Linked DNA regions of Mus musculus: region 1 is linked to region 2. Evidence: chromatin loops called from intact Hi-C (ENCODE). Cell type or tissue: gastrocnemius. All regions are shown on one strand. Each heading gives the region's core, and the rest is flanking DNA. Links, peaks and the distances in the headings are about the cores only.

What was found. Hi-C counts contacts between places; a loop is a spot of excess contacts. Peaks named below come from ENCODE experiments on the same cell type or tissue, not always from the same donor. Only the 100,000 strongest peaks of a DNase experiment are listed, where the experiment ranks them.
Region 1: it touches region 2 in a loop (11-fold over the local background); 27 of 42 quality-filtered maps call a loop at or near these places.

The regions. Positions count from the first base shown.
Region 1 is chrX:48,894,894-48,903,898 of GRCm38, reverse strand. It overlaps Gm35107 (a long non-coding RNA gene), which reads right to left. Exons shown (of 4, transcript XR_391673.3): 3 at 3,167-3,273. Among named protein-coding and RNA genes, the nearest start is that of Gm35107, 14 kb to the right of the region's middle. In gastrocnemius, for the core only: a CTCF peak has its summit at 4,192 (motif pointing left); a DNase peak (open chromatin) is centred at 4,185; H3K4me3 peaks cover 593 bases; H3K27ac peaks cover 293 bases.
Region 2 is chrX:49,301,452-49,310,333 of GRCm38, reverse strand. All of the region lies in intron 1 of Gm39513 (a long non-coding RNA gene), which reads right to left. Among named protein-coding and RNA genes, the nearest start is that of Enox2, 18 kb to the right of the region's middle. In gastrocnemius, for the core only: CTCF peaks have their summits at 660 (motif pointing left) and 3,488 (motif pointing right); DNase peaks (open chromatin) are centred at 648 and 3,461; H3K27ac peaks cover 262 bases.

The DNA of each region.
Region 1 (9,005 bases), core at 334-8,333, 410 kb after region 2:
AATACACATGCAGGCAAAAAACACACACATTTTTTTAAATTGATGTTACAAAAATAATCAAAAGGATATAAAATTATAGAAATTGCCTGTATCTCATGAATTTTGTTAATACTATTTTTTCAAGTACTCATTTGCTGCGGTATTGTCCTAGTGGTGTGAAATTTAAATTAAACAATTAACACTAGGTCCTTATCATTACTAAAGAATTTGGAGTTATAAACAAATGCATTGTTATGTGGGCCTTTGTCTCATTGGAGAAAGGTATAGCGTTAAGCACATACTTTCTTTGTACTGTATAGACTGTAAGCCTCACATGGCTGTCCAAGGCCAGAGACCCTGTCTCTTTTGTTCACCACTATAGATCCATTGCCTAACAATTTTGCCTGACAAATGAATGATTGGATGAGTGGACTTTTGAACTCAAAGACAAAATTAATTACACAGAGAACTATATGGCAAAAGAACTGGGTCTATGCCATATAGACATCAAAGACAAGGAGACTGGAACTGTATAGCTCAGTAACAGAGTACCTGCTTAGCATGTGAAAGGATGGCTCCTGGATGCCACCCCTAGGGTGTGTGTGCTGGGGTGGAGGGTGGTAACCAAGAAGTCAATAGATTTGGGCTTAATTGATTAAATGGGTAGCCTTGAATAACTCCTTTCTCTAGAAGTTAATTTCCCATTTGCAAAAAAAAAAAAATTGGCTGGAATAAATCTGTAGCATTTAAACTGTAACAACAGAATAATAATTTCAAAAAAGCTTGAGGTCCTATAAAGTAATTACAAATGGAGAAATTCACAGGTATGTCTGAGAGGGAGCTCACCCTATGTTAATGAGTTATTTGAGTGTCTTAGAATTTGTCTTTATGCTTTCCTCCATTCCTTAAATAGTTTATAATGATCATATATCATTTCTACAAACCAAATATGAGTATACTATCTTAAATGAGCAAACTAAGCAAATAAAAGAGACTAGCCAGGCATGATGATTCAGAGTCAAAGTTCCAGCTAACTGAGAGACTGAAGCTGGATGTGCTCTGGAGCACCTGAATTCATTAGCTTGGGCACCATAGCAAGACCCAGTTCCTCCCACACAAAGGAAGGGACAGGGAGTGACAAGATGGGAAGATTCCAACTGCTCAATAAAGTTGAAAGGAGGCCCAACCCAATCCATATAGTACAATCAAGTCTTCTTTTGGCACATCTCATAAGAAAGTTACATGTTCCTGGAGATAGCACCAATCTACCTTCTCCATTAACAATTCATTTGCTACAGAAGACACCAGCCTCAGGGCAAACCTACCTTTAAAACTGACTGTTTGCCTCCAGTAGATGTTTTCAGAACTTGCTATGTTGTTCTAAATGCTTTTATTAACTTAACTGATTAAAAAACCAAAAACCAAACCAAAACAAAACAAAAAAATTCACTTAGCTTAAGTCATCCATTGTCACTCTCATAGAAATGAATTCCTCTAATCTTATTTGACCTCCTAAAACCCTAGCTTTCTGTCCCTTTTTCTGAACAATCCCCTTAAACGTCAAAGTAGAGGTTGTTTGTGTTTTCACACACCATGGACTACTGGACTCATAGGTAGAACATGTTGCACCTGCCCTTCCCTTTCATGCCTGTCCATAATCTCTTGCCTTAGCACCCACTGCATTACTTTCCATACTATAACCTCAGGACCCTTATTGTTGATGCTTATAGTTTATGGTTCACTTCTGCTTTTGACAAGTCCTGCCATCATTCTTAGTGGTTTCAATACCTATATGGAAACGATACTCTGTGTGTGTGTGTGTGTGTGTGTGTGTGTGTGTGTGTGTGTGTGTGTGTAATCTTTATTTCAAAAACTAAACTCCATATAACGTCCTGGCCCTCAGAATCTGGACGGAGGTCAATTCGACTCCTCATCCTCACTCCATGTATATCCTAGCAATCAGTCACGGCCGGAGCTTTATGCCTAAAGTCACAAACAAGCTTTCAGTTATTCTAGAATCACTCTTAACTTTAAACCCTTTCTTCCCTGGAGCCTGGCCCCATATGAGTTACTGATCAGTAGACATGTCAAGTGTTATTTGTTCAAAATTGAACTGTGATTGTACCTAAATCCTCTCCTCCATCCCTCTGTCACTTCTTATTGTCACTAACTTTTCCCTTCTAGATCCTCCAATCAAACACCTTGGCATCCCTTTTGATTATTCTCTTCCTTGTAGGCCTGCTCCTAGTTCATCATCCATGGCTGGGTTCTAAGTTTACCCATATTCAAACTAGATCAGTTCTTCTCAGTCACTATAACTCAAAGCCCCCTTGTCTCTTAGATGACCGCAGCAGCCTTCTGTTGTGATTTAAACTGTGCTCCCCATTGTATGCTGACATTCACATTAGTTATTTTTATCATCACTGACCCAAATTACCTGACAAACCAATTTAAGACGGGAAGGAATTATTTTGGCTCACAGTTTTTTAGTTCATATTAATGGGAAGGGACAGGAGAGAGGCTCTGTCTGTGGCGGGAGGAGCTAATAGCCTTGAACAGGCCTATCTTCCAGTACCTCAGAATGTGCCTCTTTATAATGAATGGTAATTAGTCAAGTTAGAGCAAGGTCATATTGGAGCACGGTCAGCCCTTCAGTGCTGTCATGTTGATGAGAAAGACACAGAGAGGACATGGCCTTGTGAATGAAGACACACAGGAAAGAAACTCTATGAAAACAGAGGCAGAGATTGTGATGATACAAAAAAATAAGTCATGGAAAAAAAGAAAGTCAATTGCCTCCATTGTGCTAAGCCAAAGAGGGGTGGGAGACATGGATGGGGGATGGTGAACGGGGGATAGACATTCTCTAGCACAGTTCTGAGTGGGAGCATGCCCAGATCACCTTGTCTTCAGACGTACTTTCCAGATCTGTGGAATGAGTACATCTCTGTCATTTTAAAGTATCTAGTATGCTGTTACAATGGCCTTATATATGCAATGGCCAATATAGCTCTTACCTAATTTTCCTGATCTCTCGCTTAACCGTCTTCTTGGTCTCAACACAGGCAGCTGAAAAGACCTTGTAGGGCCTTTATGTCAGCTCCAGTGTCTCTGCTCACAACCCTGTGGTGTGTCCCCTTTCCCTTCAGAATAAGAGACTTATTCTATCCGATCCCCCTCTACTTACTTTCTTTCTCTTCTTCTCCTTCAACAGCAGCAGCACTGGTTCACTGATCTTATCCTCTAAGTTAAGCTTTTAAATAAATGAAGATCCCCGGGTTTCTCTTCCCTCATCTGTCAGATAGAAAAATAAACATATTCACCACATTATTAAATCACATCATACCGCAAAGTACTGGCCACTTTGTATTTAGGAAATATCAGCAAGTATTATTAGTCAACAAACTGTAAAAGATTCTGAAAACTCAGTGCTGAGATACTAAAATTAAAGTTTGAAGAATAAGGAAGGCCTCCATTTAGTAGATATGGTTTTCTTCACTATAGGTTCAGATTTTTAAAACTTAGTGAAATTAGGATGAAGTACTTGAAGAATCCTGGGATTTCAGCAGACCAGCACAAGTCTTACTGACGCTGCTTCTGGATGCCAAGGCTACCATAGCACCAGAGTGCTGCCTGCCATGGGCTTGTCTCTGCCAATGGGCTTGTGTCACAGCCAAGTCTTCCAGAGGAAGATTGCTAGTCCCAGAAACTTCCTCACACAAACTCAGCACCTGCCCTCCCACTCCAACATCAAGACTGGTTTGGCTTTAAAATGAGGCGAGTGTTCTTTATCTTGTTATTGAAAACTTGTCAGGCTTAGTGTACCAAATAGTTTCATAGCTACCATGTGAAGGTAAACTATCCAGGACTGGTAAGGCAGTCACGACGATTTCGCTTCCATGTCAACATGAGAAAACTGGGAGAAGAACCTAGAGAGCCTCAAGACAGCGTCTGGCATCGCTGGGAACAAAAAGAATTCCACTGGAATGAGAAAGTACAGTATTTGACAGCCACGATGTGAGAGACGACAGAACCCACGAAAGAAGTAACAGGTGCAAAATAAATTTTTAAAATATGTCAGGATAGCATGCTGGTGTGTTAGAAGATGGATGGGAGGCTATTTGAAACTTTTTTTTAATTTAGATTTCAAAAACCTGTTACAGAATTGTATTTTTAGAACTTTAATGGCCTCTGATAAGAGTGCGCCCTCTAGTGGCTCAAATAGTGACTGACAAATGACCAGGCACTCAGCATTACAAATCTAAATGATTTTATTTCCTCTAAACGTTAAAAAAGAGAAATGATTTCCCTTACTGTAGCTTTAAAAAATCACCCTCCTATCAAAGGCTTACAACATAAAGAATAGTTGTTTTTGGTCATTCACTTATTATTAAGGAAATACACCCAGTGTTACTGTTTTTAGACAAAGAATTTATAAGTTATTTACTGTCCTTTTTTCTACAGTAAGCATATAGTACTGTTAATTCTTAACTGTTTTTATTTTGGAATTTTTAAATTACATACAAAATTATGAGTATCATCATAATAAGAAATTGTGATCATACCACGCACGTCTCTAGAATTATATTTTGCCAAATTTCCTTCAGCTTTTAGTTCCATTCTATTTTGAAATGTGCAAAAAAATCAGTTGTAAATATAGTTCATATTATTTTTTCTGGCTTTCAGTTTGATACCAGTACCATCCAAATCACTCAATATTTAAGATGAGAAAAATATTTCCCTATATAAACCCAATTTTCAGATCTTGGCAGTCCTACCCACTGTCCCAGAAATGCTCTGACCGATGCTAGGATAGCTGCAGATGCAGCCAATTTCTTCACCTTCCGTGGAACTCAGCACTCCACGAAAGGTCCCCTTTTTTCATAGGTGACTTTCCCCCCTTACCTGGGCTCTGAAAACCCACAGCAGATGCCTAACCTCCCATGTACAACAATGACTTGCTCACTCTGTTTAGGCTCAGAGACCTGACTGACAACCCTCTTCACACACTCTCCTCCCCTGCTCAGACTCCCTCATCAAGATTTCCCAAGCCTAAAGATCTAGCTTCCATTGTCCTGCATCTGACTCTGTACAAAAGATACCCTCCCCATCCTGCTCCTGCTTTGAGTTCCCCCTGCTTGGCAACCCACCTCACCTGATTAGGCTCTTCTCTGTGCTGAGAAGTATATAAAACCTCAGGACACTGTGGGTATAATTGCTTACTATATGGTCATATTGGAGTATGGCAAGTCCTTAAACCACCAGCTGTGATACTTTGACAAGAAGGTGCTATATGAAAACTGACATATATAACCAGAGTTCCATGTACTGGGAATTTTTAAAGGCAGCAAAATTGAAGTTGTGCAACAGTAAAAAAAAAAAAAGAAAGAAAAGAAACACAAAGATTGTTGGCAAGTCATCCGATGCTAGGGAAAAGCAATGTTCTCACTTTACAAGTTTCAGACGATTGTGGCCTACTTGATTCCTGGCTCGTGCACTCCAGGACTGTGAGAGGAGAAGTTTCTATTAGATTAGCTCACTCATTGTATATCAGTCTACTTCTTACGACAACTTTGGGACACTAACATAGATCGGGAACAAGGATACCACTGTAACAAATACTTTTCAATGTGGAAAGGGCTTTGGGATTAGGTATAGTTTGGAGACTATAAAAAGTTCACAATAAAAGCCTACACTGCTGTTGTAATTTGGGTATGGAGTGTCTGAACAAAAGATTTATGTTGAAGGTTGATTCCAAGTTAATAGCACTACTGAGAACAAGACTTGAGAATGTGGTTAATCTACTGATAGTTTTATGACTGAATGGGTTGTTAGAAGATTGAACCTAGAGGAGTAAATCACTGGAATTGTGACTAGAAGCTGAGGAGGAGGTCAACCCCATAGGAAGACCAGCAGTCTCAACTAACTTGGACCCCTGAGTTCTCTCAGACATTGAACCACCAACAAGACAGCATACACCAGCTGATATGGGGCCCCTGACACATATGTAGTAGAGGATTGCTGGGTCTGGACTCAGTTAGGGAAGATGCACCTAACCCTTGAGAGACTTGAGACCCCAGGGAATGGGGAGTCCTGGTGGGGTGTGTGGGAGTGGGGGTAGTAACATCCTCTTGGAGACGGGGGAGGAGAAATGGGGTGGGGTGGGGAACAGTCAGAGGGTAGAACAGGAGGGTGATAATGACTGGACTGTAAAAAATTATTAAAGATAATAATAATAATAATAATAATAATAATAAAGGGTATGCCTTGTTCCCAGATTCTTCTTTTCTTGCTGAGTTTCTCAAACACTCTGAGGTGAGCCTCTATTTGTTATAAACTCTCTGACCAGAACACTCATTACAGGCCCATCAGGAGGGCCAAAACAACTATGAGCCAAGACTTCTGAAAACGTGTGCCCAAATAATCCTTCTACTACATTGTTTATCTCAGTTATTTTGCCATAGTAATGCAAAGTGATGACCACAATTGTCCTAAAGTTGTCACTTGTAAGTGTGAATGTTAATGGTGCTTTTCCTGAGGCCCTGGGCAGAAATGAGGACCAAGCTACTTGTAACAAAATACAGCGTTATTTTCCTTGACTACTGCTAAAGTTTCAGAGCAAGGATGCACAATGTGTGACCGAGGTCATATGACCACTGCCTGAGTCAGTAGAGTTCAGAGTCACATCTAACACTAAGGAAGAAAGGCCATCATTTGAGTTCCAGAGAACAGGGTCGTTGCCCTGGGCTCGTGTAAGGAAAATACTATAATGTTTAAAGTCAGAGGCCGCTGCCCAGGTCTGGGTGTGTGGAATCACTGATTTTTTTCCAGAAGACAGGGCTACTGTCAAGACCTGAGGGGTTGGGATTACTGACTGCATTACAAAGGGCACGACCCTAGAGTTTACATAGTGGAATGGAAACATTGCCATAGTTGAAAGTAAAAAGCCAGGGCTGTGGGGCTAAACACATTGACAGAGTTCAGGAGGCCGTAGCCATAGAGACAGAGGCTCAGGGGCAGGGATCACTGTGAGTTCCAGAAAGGAGGGCCACAGCACGGGACAAAGGGGTTTGGGGAACAGACAAAGCTATGGAGAAAAGTTCCACTGCCCAAATCTGAGCCAGGGTTCCAGACAGAGGAGCCATTGCCCAAGATGAACAGGCTGAGACTACTTCTTAGGTTCCGGAGAAGGGTCGGTCACCCAGGATGGACTAGATGCCTCACTTTCTGAGTCCAGTAAGAAGACTCGATCAGTGCTAGTGCTTCAAGGGTGTCAGAATACTTCCCGGATTTAGAGTAAAGTGTCACCCCAAGGTTTAGGAGTGTAGGGATACTGGCTGAGGGTCAAAAGCCAGGGCCAAGTCACAGGAGTAAGAGGGATGGGGCTAGTGCCTAAGTTGCAGTGGTTAGAGGGAAAGACTAGGAGGGTTACCACTTCCAGGGTTTCAAAGGGTGAAGCCACTGCTTAAAGTCAGATCCAGAGTTAAACTAACCGAATAAGGATGAAAGAATGGGACCAATGTCCAAGTTCCAAAGAAGGAAGCATTGTTCAAGACAGAGAGATGCAGCCAAGAACAATGTTTGAGAGTTCTGGGGAAATTACTCAAGGTTGAGGTTATGGACCCACTCCCAGAGCTGCAGAGGGAGGGTCCACTTCCCAGGGCTGGGGGGGGGGAGACCACCATTACAGTTCCAGGGGGGAGGAACCACTGTCCAGGACTGAGTGGATAAGACCACTACCAGAGTTCCAAAAGGAGGGTCCACTGTCCAGGACTGAAGGGGTGAGACTTACCAGGAGTACCAGAGGAAGGGTCCACTGCCTAAGGCTGATGGGGGGAAGTAACTATAAGGATTCCAGAGGAAGCATCCACTGCTCAGAGATGGAGGGGGGTAAAACAACTACCAGAGTTCCAAAGGGAGGGTCCACTGTCCAGGACTGAAGGGGTAGACTGTTGCCAGGGGCACCAAAGGAAGGGTCCACTGTCTAGGGCTGATGGGGGGAAGTAATTATCAGCATTTCAGAGGAAGCATCCACTGCCCAGACATGGGGGGGGGAGGTAAAACAACTGTCAGAGTTCCAAAGGGAAGGTCCATGCTGAGGGGATAGGAGTCCATTGACCACAGTTCCAAAGGAATATTCCACTTCCCAGGGTTGAGGGGGCCGGGGAGGGAGAGACCACTGTCTGAATTACAGAGGGATTGTCTACTGCTCAAGGCTGAAGGAGACAGAACAATACCAGAATTTGAGAGAAAGTTTCCACTGCCCAGGGAAGACAGTGTGTGGGGACTTCTTGGGGCTAAGTAGTAGTGTCCAATAAAGAGGGAGGCCAAAGGACCATACTGTCTACATTAGTTGCTTTAATATCACTCTATTCAAAGTACTCAGAGAAACAGCTTAAGAGAGGAAAGCTTTGTTTTGCTTCCCAGTTTCGGAGGATTTCTGTCCGTCCTGGTTGGGAAGGCAAGTTAGAGCCATGAGTCCATCCATGATGGCAGGAACATGTGGCTTAGGCTATTCCTGCTGTGGCAGACCAGGAAACAAAGGCCCTTCTGATACTGGAACCAGAAGGGCCATTCCATTATGACCTATCTCCACCTGCAAGGCCCCTCCTGTTAAAAGTCCCACAATTTCCCACAAGGGAACAAGTCTTTACTACATTTGCCTAAGGTGAACATTTCAGATTCAAAGCCTAACAATCTACTCCTGTTCCCCAAAGGCTTATGTCATTCCCTAAAGTCATGATAGTTACAATACTGTGGTGGTTACGTTTTATGGTTGTTGGTTGTTTTTTTTTTTTCTTTTTCTTTTTCTTTTTCATTTGTTTGTTTTGGGGACAATATCTTACTATGCAGTTCTGGCTGGCCTGAAACTTCCTAAGTAGAAGCTTGAATAGATTGACCTCTTTGTTCTTACGATTTGTAGTACACACAGCTTCTCTCTTGGCAAGCTATAGTAACGTATGCAGATTTCTTCTGCAGATATTTCATTTTCTTGCCACCATCCTGAGGTCATGCTAAGCCTACAT
Region 2 (8,882 bases), core at 1-8,000:
TTATCAATGTTAAAAAAGTATTTTATAGGATCCATAAAATGAAAACTAAAAAACAAAAACAAAACAAAACAAAACAAACAAAAAACAAAAAAAAACAAAAACAAAAACAAAAAAAAAAAACCAACCACATAGCAAGAGGAAACTAAAAGCAGACCTAAATGATATATAGCCTATTTCAGTTGAATTTTATGGGAAGAGTCAATTTGTAAATGTGTAATTTCTTTCCCATGCTATCCACTAGACACTAGTCAAGATCCTAAAAATTGATAAAATGAATATTGAAATAGAGCCTAAGAAACATGTCTACTTAAACAGTCGCATGTTTATTACAGATACCATTATTCCTCGCTGGTGGGAAAATAAGCTCGTTCAACTGATCCTGGGATGGAGAAATTAACTAACAGCTTCCATTAGAAACCAACATCAACTGATTCTAGGGAGGAAATAGAATAATGTTTTTATTTTATTCAAGGAAACAAATATTACTTAAGAAAACCAAGTAAAACAAAAAGTTAAACATGGGCTGGAGTTATGGCCCAGTGTTTAAGAGCACTAGTCGCTCTTTCAGAGGAGGCAAGTTCAATTGTGAGCATCTACATATGCCACACAAGGGTTGGTAACTCAATTCCAGAGGATATAGTGCCCTCTTCTGGACTCTGTGGGCACTGCATGCACATAGTACACAGACATTTATGCAGACCAAATACACATGAAATAAAAATAAACATATCCTTAAAAATGAAAGATGAATTCAACTTAATTTCTAGCTAAGAATACTTTTTAATTAAAAGAAAACATAAAACAGAAGGTTGTTATAGAAGCTCAACAACCTTATCAAAAACTATTTGTCAACATACTGGAGTTTAGAAAAATTCAAGAATAAAAAAAGGCAGAAGCTGTGATTTATAAATTTGAGCACAGTCTGTATGGCATTACAAATTCTCTCAAGCTAAAGGGGACAAAATCACAGCAACATAGATACAAGTAGGGAATCATTATGCTAAGCGACATTAACCAGACACAGAAAGACCAGTATCATGGGAGCTAAAATGTTGGTTCTGTAGATGATAAGAGTAAAATGGGGGTGTGGTTCTCAGAGGCAGGGGGGAATGCAATAGGACAGAGATAGGAAAACTAATGAGAAGTTACAGATAGGAACAATTCTGGTGTATTGTTGTACAGGGACTTCATGTGGCAATTATGTTTGAACATTTCAAAAAACAGAAGGAAGGATGCTAAACATTTTCACAACAAAGAATTGACAAATATTTAAGGAATACAAATGTGTCTAACATGGTTTAAGCATTAAATAGTGTGTACATATACAAAGTATTACACAGTACCCCATTAATATGTGTATTTTTGTAACTCTTGCCTTCACTAGAAGAATTAAAGTCTTTAAAACATAAAGGTCAAAAGGTCAGTGATTAACTAAGAGAAGACATATAATCTGCTATATATCCAAAATATAGAGAAATAATATAAACAAAGGAAAGGTGCACATCCGAAACTGGTATGCAAAAAGTTATTCTTCAACATCTGTATTCATCAGACAAAATATGAGCTACAAAGTGATACATCTACTCCACCCTCACACACAGCAATTAGAATAGCTAAAACAAGAAAAACATCAACAGAAATGGCATTATGACCTGGGCGTGGTGGCGCACATCTTTAATCCCAGCATTTGGGAGGCAGAGGCAGGCGGATTTCTGAGTTCGAGGCCAGCCTGGTCTACAGAGTGAGTTCCAGGACAGCCAGGGCTACACAGAGAAACCCTGCCTTGAAAAACCAAAAACCAAAAACCAAAAACCAAAAAAAGAAAGAAAGAAAGAAAGAAAGAAAGAAAGAAAGAAAGAAAGAAAGAAAGAAAGAAAGAAAGAAATGGCATTATGAACAAGAAACTATTTAAAGCCTCATACATACAGGAAGGGATGAAAACCTGATATGACCACATTAGAATATATTTTGCTTATACAGATGTATATGCATATAATGAATCTGCCAAGGGCTATATATGAAATGTATACATTTTCCATATATAAGATACATATCAAGAAATAAGAAAAGAGGAACTACATGAAATAGCAGAGAAATTTTAATAAAATGTATATGTGTGAATATAAAATTATTGGAATTAATTTCATAAATCTGGTTAAAATGTTCTTTTAAAATTCTGTATTTTTTTAAATGCTTTCTGAAGTATGGGATTTGCTTAAAATAATCCATTTTGATGGGAGGACACATAAAATAAGATGGACTTTGTGTGTGTAATAATTACAACTTGATGATCAGTAAAGAGGTTGCATTATCTTATTATCTTCACTTCTCACTTAACTGAACATTTTCCATAATAAAAAAGTACCTTCCATCATTTGGACAAAACAACCCAGGTTTTGCAATCACAGAGTGCTCCTGTACTGAATAGCTTTGTGACTAGAGAGCAAAGTTGCCTTATCTCCATTCTTCCTCTAAAAGTGGCACTACTTACACAACTCCCCTCAGAATCTAGGACAGTCCCATAAGATGCTCTTAAACACTTAGCATAATAGCTAGCAGGCGTACATCAGGTGCTCAATACTGACTGATTGTCTTTGCCCCTGATTCTTTCAACCAAGCTCTTTCTGATTTCTCTAGTTGGTCAGTACACATAGCATTTGGCCTTTTGCTTCCTATGGAGCAGTGTGTTCTAAAATGTATACCAATATACTTTCCCACCTAAAGACTTGTGAGGATGTGATGTGTAGTTTGAGGTGATATAGTAATGCTAGCATAGTGGTTCAGTGCTGTGGGTTGCTGATGCCCTTTGTCATTCAAGTCCTGGGTAGAGCTTGTGACTAAAATGTTCCTCCTGGCTGAAAAACTAGATTCACTAGACCACCTTTTCCTTTGGTTGAATGCTTAAGGTAGAGACGTCCAAGCCAATGGTCTGTGTGTCACCTCTCCCTCCCTTTTCCTCCACTGGCACCGCAGCCTCCTTGACTCAGACTCAAAGTACTCCAGGCACCTTCTTGGTATTTCAAATTCCATCGTGTCATCACAAGTGTGATGGACAGCTATAATTTATAGCATAGTGATTAAAAGCTTGAACAGCCTGCTACTGAATAGTTCCAAAAGTTATTGAACCATACCAAGTCTCACTTTACATATCTGAAAATGGAAATGTTGTGATAAGTGGCTGTTAGTCTCAAATGGGAGAGAAATGCACATAAATTTTTTAGCACAATATTGGCATGGTGTAAGCCGTTACTGTGAACTATCTGATGCGTTTACAGACCAGGCACATTCCACATTCCTTGGGTAATTTTCCACACTGTCCAGTCTTTTGAGGCCCGTAGTTGATCCTAACTCTCCTCAGTGCCTGAACACCAAATGCTCACCCACCCTGGTTCAACTTCATATCCTCTCTTCCCCTCCAAACTTAACTGCCCCCTTTTTTTTTTTTTTTGTATCGTGAGTCACTTCCTCTTCTTGTCCACCAGGTGGCGACAGAGAATGTTACAAGCCAGTCGGCTTCCTGTGACTCTACAGAATGATTTGAATTAGGAGGTGGGCTTCCTGGAGGAATAAATGGTACTTTCTTCCCTAAGGAAATTTGAAGAGTTTTGCTTAAGGTCAACCTGAACTTGTGTTTCAGTGCGTGGACCATCTTAGCCCATAAGTTAGGTTGCTACCCTGCCTGGACTTTTCATCTTTGATATTTCCTTTTCCCATTCTTGGGTTCAGAGAGGCCTTTGTTTTAAAGCAAGCACCCCTCCCCCTGAATTCCTTCAAAAGGTGCCTAAATTTCCATTGAATCTCTTAAACTATATTTCCTGGGATCATCTACTCTACCTGCACTTCTAACAACCTCCCCCCTTCCCATTTACATCAAACTGTAGGTCACAAACCACTGCCCTATCCTATCTCCTACTCCCTTCTTGCTTGTAGTTCAAGCCATTGTGTCTCTCTAGAGCCTTTCCAGACTGGCTAAAGTGATTGTTGCCTCACTCTGTCACTCTGTGTCATGTGCTGCTTTCTGCGACAATGGGAAACAGCAAACATTTGAAGTTCTAAGTGGCAAACCACCTTGTGACAAAAAAGGAACTCACTTCAACCCAGACAAAGGAGAGGACTTGCTAAAGTCCACACCTTCCCTACAAAACAGGACCTGTTGTCCTCCAGTCCGCACCACCAGCTGCTGTTTACGTTGTGGTCAGAGCTGTGGAAGACATAAGGATAGCATGCAGGCTTGACGTGGGCTAGATATTTCTGATCCTACCCTGACTCTCACTCCTGCTGTCTGGAAGTCTTTTCATCCTGACCCACTATAAAAGGGGATGCTTGTCCCCTTCCTCCCTCTCTTGTTCTCTTGCTCTCTTGCTTCTCACTCTTGCTCTTGCTCTCCCCTTCCCTTTCCCCACGCTCCATGTGCTCATGGCCATGGCTGGCTTCTATTTCTCTACAACTTGAGGATCTGCAGTAAAAGGGTCACAGCATTAGGAAGGTGGAGAACCACTGGGCTATGTGCTTTCTCTGGAATGTTCAATGACCCTCCTTTCTACACAGTCAAAACCTCACCACACTGATGTCCTGCCCAGCTACCAGGAAGGTTATGATGTCAACCCTTCTTCTGGGCTTCTCTCTCTGAGGTTCACATCACTGTGGCGAATGGCACAAGGCTGCTTACCCCTAAAGTCTTCCCTGCTTCACTTTGCATCAAGTCCCAATGTCTATCAAAGCTCATGCCTGGTGATAAATTAAGAAAAGGCTTCAACAGAGAGGTTGTTCTACTTGAGTTGTAATCTTTGCTTTGCTACTTATAAACTGTGTGACATTGCAAATACTTCCTCTCGGAACAAACTTCCCCAGTTGGATAAAGGAGAAAATAAAAATATAAACTATGTTTTCAGAGTTGTGAAAATAAAAAAAGACACAATAAAGTCAAAGTAAGATGTAAATCTCACCTCTATAATACAGATGAAATAATATCATACAAAGCCATAGAAGCTTGGAGTCTGAATAACATTGGATTTTCAACCTGGTCCTATATCAACCCCTTTAAGCTTCTTAAGCAGATTAGTGGGTTTCCTTATTTGTACAGTGGAGATAATACCACTCACATAAATGTCATGAAGCTACAATGGGAGAATGAGAGAGAAAAGATGAGCCCGGAGAGTGGGTTATACACATGTAACCATGGCAGTTGGGAGACAAGACAAGAGGATTAAGATTTCAAGGCTAGCCTGGTTGAGTCATGAAATCTCATCTCACAAAAGAACAATCAAACAAGAAGGAAAATAAGCATGCATGCTGTAGAGGATAGTCTATGTCAACTTGATACAAGCTAAAGCCAACTCAGAGGCCAGAACCTCAATTTAAGAAAATGTCTTCATAAGATCAGGCTGCAGGTAAGCCTGTAAGGCATTGTCTTAATTAGTAATTGATGGGAAGGTTCCATCCATTGTGGGTAGGGCCACAACTGGCCTGTGTTTTATATGTAGACTTCTAACTCTGGATTTAGAGATTTAACTTCATTTTGGACCAATCTCTTGACCTAGCCAAAGATAGAGATCTTAACTCTAGTCATAAACTGATCTCTTTCTGGTCACACTCCAAATTCTTAACCCTGAAAAAATTGAGCCTCTAGACCTAATTCCATACTAACTTCAAAATTGTGGCCCAATTATAAATGCCTATAGCTGGTCCAGAAAAAATATCTAATCTTCAGTCCTGATTGTAGCCTGACCATGACCCCCTAAATAAGAATCCAATATAGTATCAGACACATCACCTAAACTTGCCTCCTGGCTGAATGACTAGCCTAAGCTACAGGTTGAACTACCCCTGGAATATAGTTAGTATTTCACACAAGCACACACTCGAATGCGCGTGCACACACACACACACACACACACACACACACACACACACACACGAAATGAGGGTTCAGCATGGTACTGTGAGCCCTCAGCACAGTTCTAACTCAGCCACAACCTGAGATCTGATATTGGAAACTAAACCAGCTACAATTTCGACAGACTTAGCACTAACCAGAACATAACTCCAACACTGGCAAGCAAATGACTACTAAACTTGGACTCAGACAGAGACGAAAACATGTACAGAAACCCAACTCTAAACTTGGCCTAAGACTGCTGTGATTATGGCCAAGAAGTACAACCCAATCTTCTATGAAACCTGAGGTTTATTCTGACTACAGAGATGACTTAAACTGATAGAAGCTTGAGGATGGCCACAGACTGAGAGTTAACCTGGTTTAAAGTCTAAATTCAAATCTAGCTAGGAAAGGGCTAACAAATCTGACCATGGATCCAATCTTCTTAGGATAGACTGAGACCTATCACTAGCCACTGATTTAAGTCCTAAACATTAAAGCCTCAAACTGGTCATAGAGTAGATCTCAAAATTTACCACAGAACCAATCTATAATTTTTATCATAGACTGAATTTATAAGCTTAATATCCAACCTAATTTTTGAAACTGAAAGTAAATCTATCCGCCTCTTTTGGACACACACACTCAGCCAAATATCTAATGAACAATCTTTTATCTTTAAGATAGTGTGAATCATATCTCTGGTTAAATATTAGTTCCAGAAGGGATCTGAACTCCAACAAACTACAGATTTAAACTTGACCCTTGACCTAGGAAAAATCTTTAGTAGCAGAATCTAAACTGCTTGCCAGAACTAGGATGGAGCTGAACCAAAAATTTAAATGTAAATTAAAGACAAACCTGGCAAAGATAGAACAAATATTTCTCATATTTTTAGCCTGAAATCTACCAACAGATTAAAATCTATATCTTTTTTTTTTTTTTTTTTGATTATTCATGATATGATTATTTATTTTTTATTTATTTATTTTTACACTCCAGATTTTATTACCCCCTCCCGGTTCCACCCTCTGATTGTTCCATATCCCATACCTCCTTCCCACCCCTCTGTCTCTAGGAGGATGTCCCTACCACCCACCCTTCCCCCAACCAGACTTCTAAACTCCGTGGGGCCTCCAGTCTCTTGAAGGTTAGGTGTTTCTTCTTTGAATTAACCTAGACTTGGTAGTCCTCTGGGTCAGTCTTATGGCCTCATATCAGCTGGTGTATGCTGCCTAGTTGGTGGTTCAGTGTTTGAGTGATCTCAGGGGTCCAGGTTAACTGAGACTGCTGGTCCTTCTACAGGGTTGCCCTCCTCCTCAGATTCTTCCAGCTTTTCCCCAATTCAATTTTTATTTTTGGCTAATATCCACTTATTAGTGAGTATATACCATGTATGTCCTTTTAGGTCTGAGTACCTCACTCAGAATGATAATTTCTAGATGCATCCATTTGTCTGCAAAACACAAGAAGTCCTTGTTCTTAATAGCTAAGTAGTATTCCATTGTGTGAATGAACCACAATTTCTGTATCTATTCTTCTGTCATGGGACATCTGGGTCATTTCCAGCTTCTGGCTATCACAAACAAGGCTGCTATAATCATAGTGGAATATGTGACCCTGTGGCATGGTGGGACATCATCTGGGTATATTCCCAAGAGTGGTATTTCTGGGTCTTTAGGTAGATAGATCTATTTCCAACTTTCAGAGGAACCTCCAGATTGATTTAAAGAGTGGTTATACCAGTTTGCAAACCCACCAGCAATGCAGAAGAGTTCCTTTTTCTCCACATCCTGACCAACACATGTTGTCACCTGAGGTTTTTTTTTTTTTTTTTTGGTGAGGATTTTTTTTTTTAATTAGGTATTTAGCTCATTTACATTTCCAATGCTATACCAAAAGTCCCCCTTACCCACCCACCCCCACTCCCCTACCCACCCACTCCCCCCCTTTGGCCCTGGCGTTCCCCTGTACCGGGGCACACAAAGTCTGCGTGTCCAATGGGCCTCTCTTTCCAGTGATGGCCGACTAGGCCATCTTTTGATACATATGCAGCTAGAGTCAAGAGCTCAGGGGTACTGGTTAGTTCATAATGTTGTTCCACCTATAGGGTTGAAGATCCCTTTAGCTCCTTGGGTACTTTCTCTAGCTCCTCCATTGGGAGCCCTGTGATCCATCCATTAGCTGACTGTGAGCATCCACTTCTGTGTTTGCTAGGCCCCGGCATAGTCTCACAAGAGACAGCTACATCTGGGTCCTTTCAGTAAAATCTTGCTAGTGTATGCAATGGTGTCAGCATTTGGAAGCTGATTATGGGGTGGATCCCTGGATATGGCAGTCTCTACAAGGTCCATCCTTTCATCTCAGCTCCATACTTTGTTTCTGTAACTCCTTCCATGGGTGTTTTGTTCCCACTTCTAAGGAGGGGCATAGTGTCCACACTTCAGTCTTCATTTTTCTTGAGTTTCATGTGTTTAGGAAATTGTATCTTATATCGTGGGTATCCTAGGTTTTGGGCTAGTATCCACTTATCAGTGAGTACATATTGTGTGAGTTCCTTTGTGATTGTGTTACCTCACTCAGGATGATGCTCTCCAGGTCCATCCATTTGGCTAGGAATTTCATAAATTCATTCTTTTTAATAGCTGAGTAGTACTCCATTGTGTAGATGTACCACATTTTCTGTATCCATTCCTCTGTTGAGGGGCATCTGGGTTCTTTCCAGTTTCTGGCTATTATAAATAAGGCTGCTATGAACATAGTGGAGCATGTGTCCTTCTTACCAGTTGGGGCTTCTTCTGGATATATGCCCAGGAGAGGTATTGCTGGATCCTCCGGTAGTACTATGTCCAATTTTCTGAGGAACCGCCAGACTGATTTCCAGAGTGGTTGTACAAGCCTGCAATCCCACCAACAATGGAGGAGTGTTCCTCTTTCTCCACATCCTCGCCAGCATCTGCTGTCACCTGAATTTTTGATCTTAGCCATTCTCACTGGTGTGAGG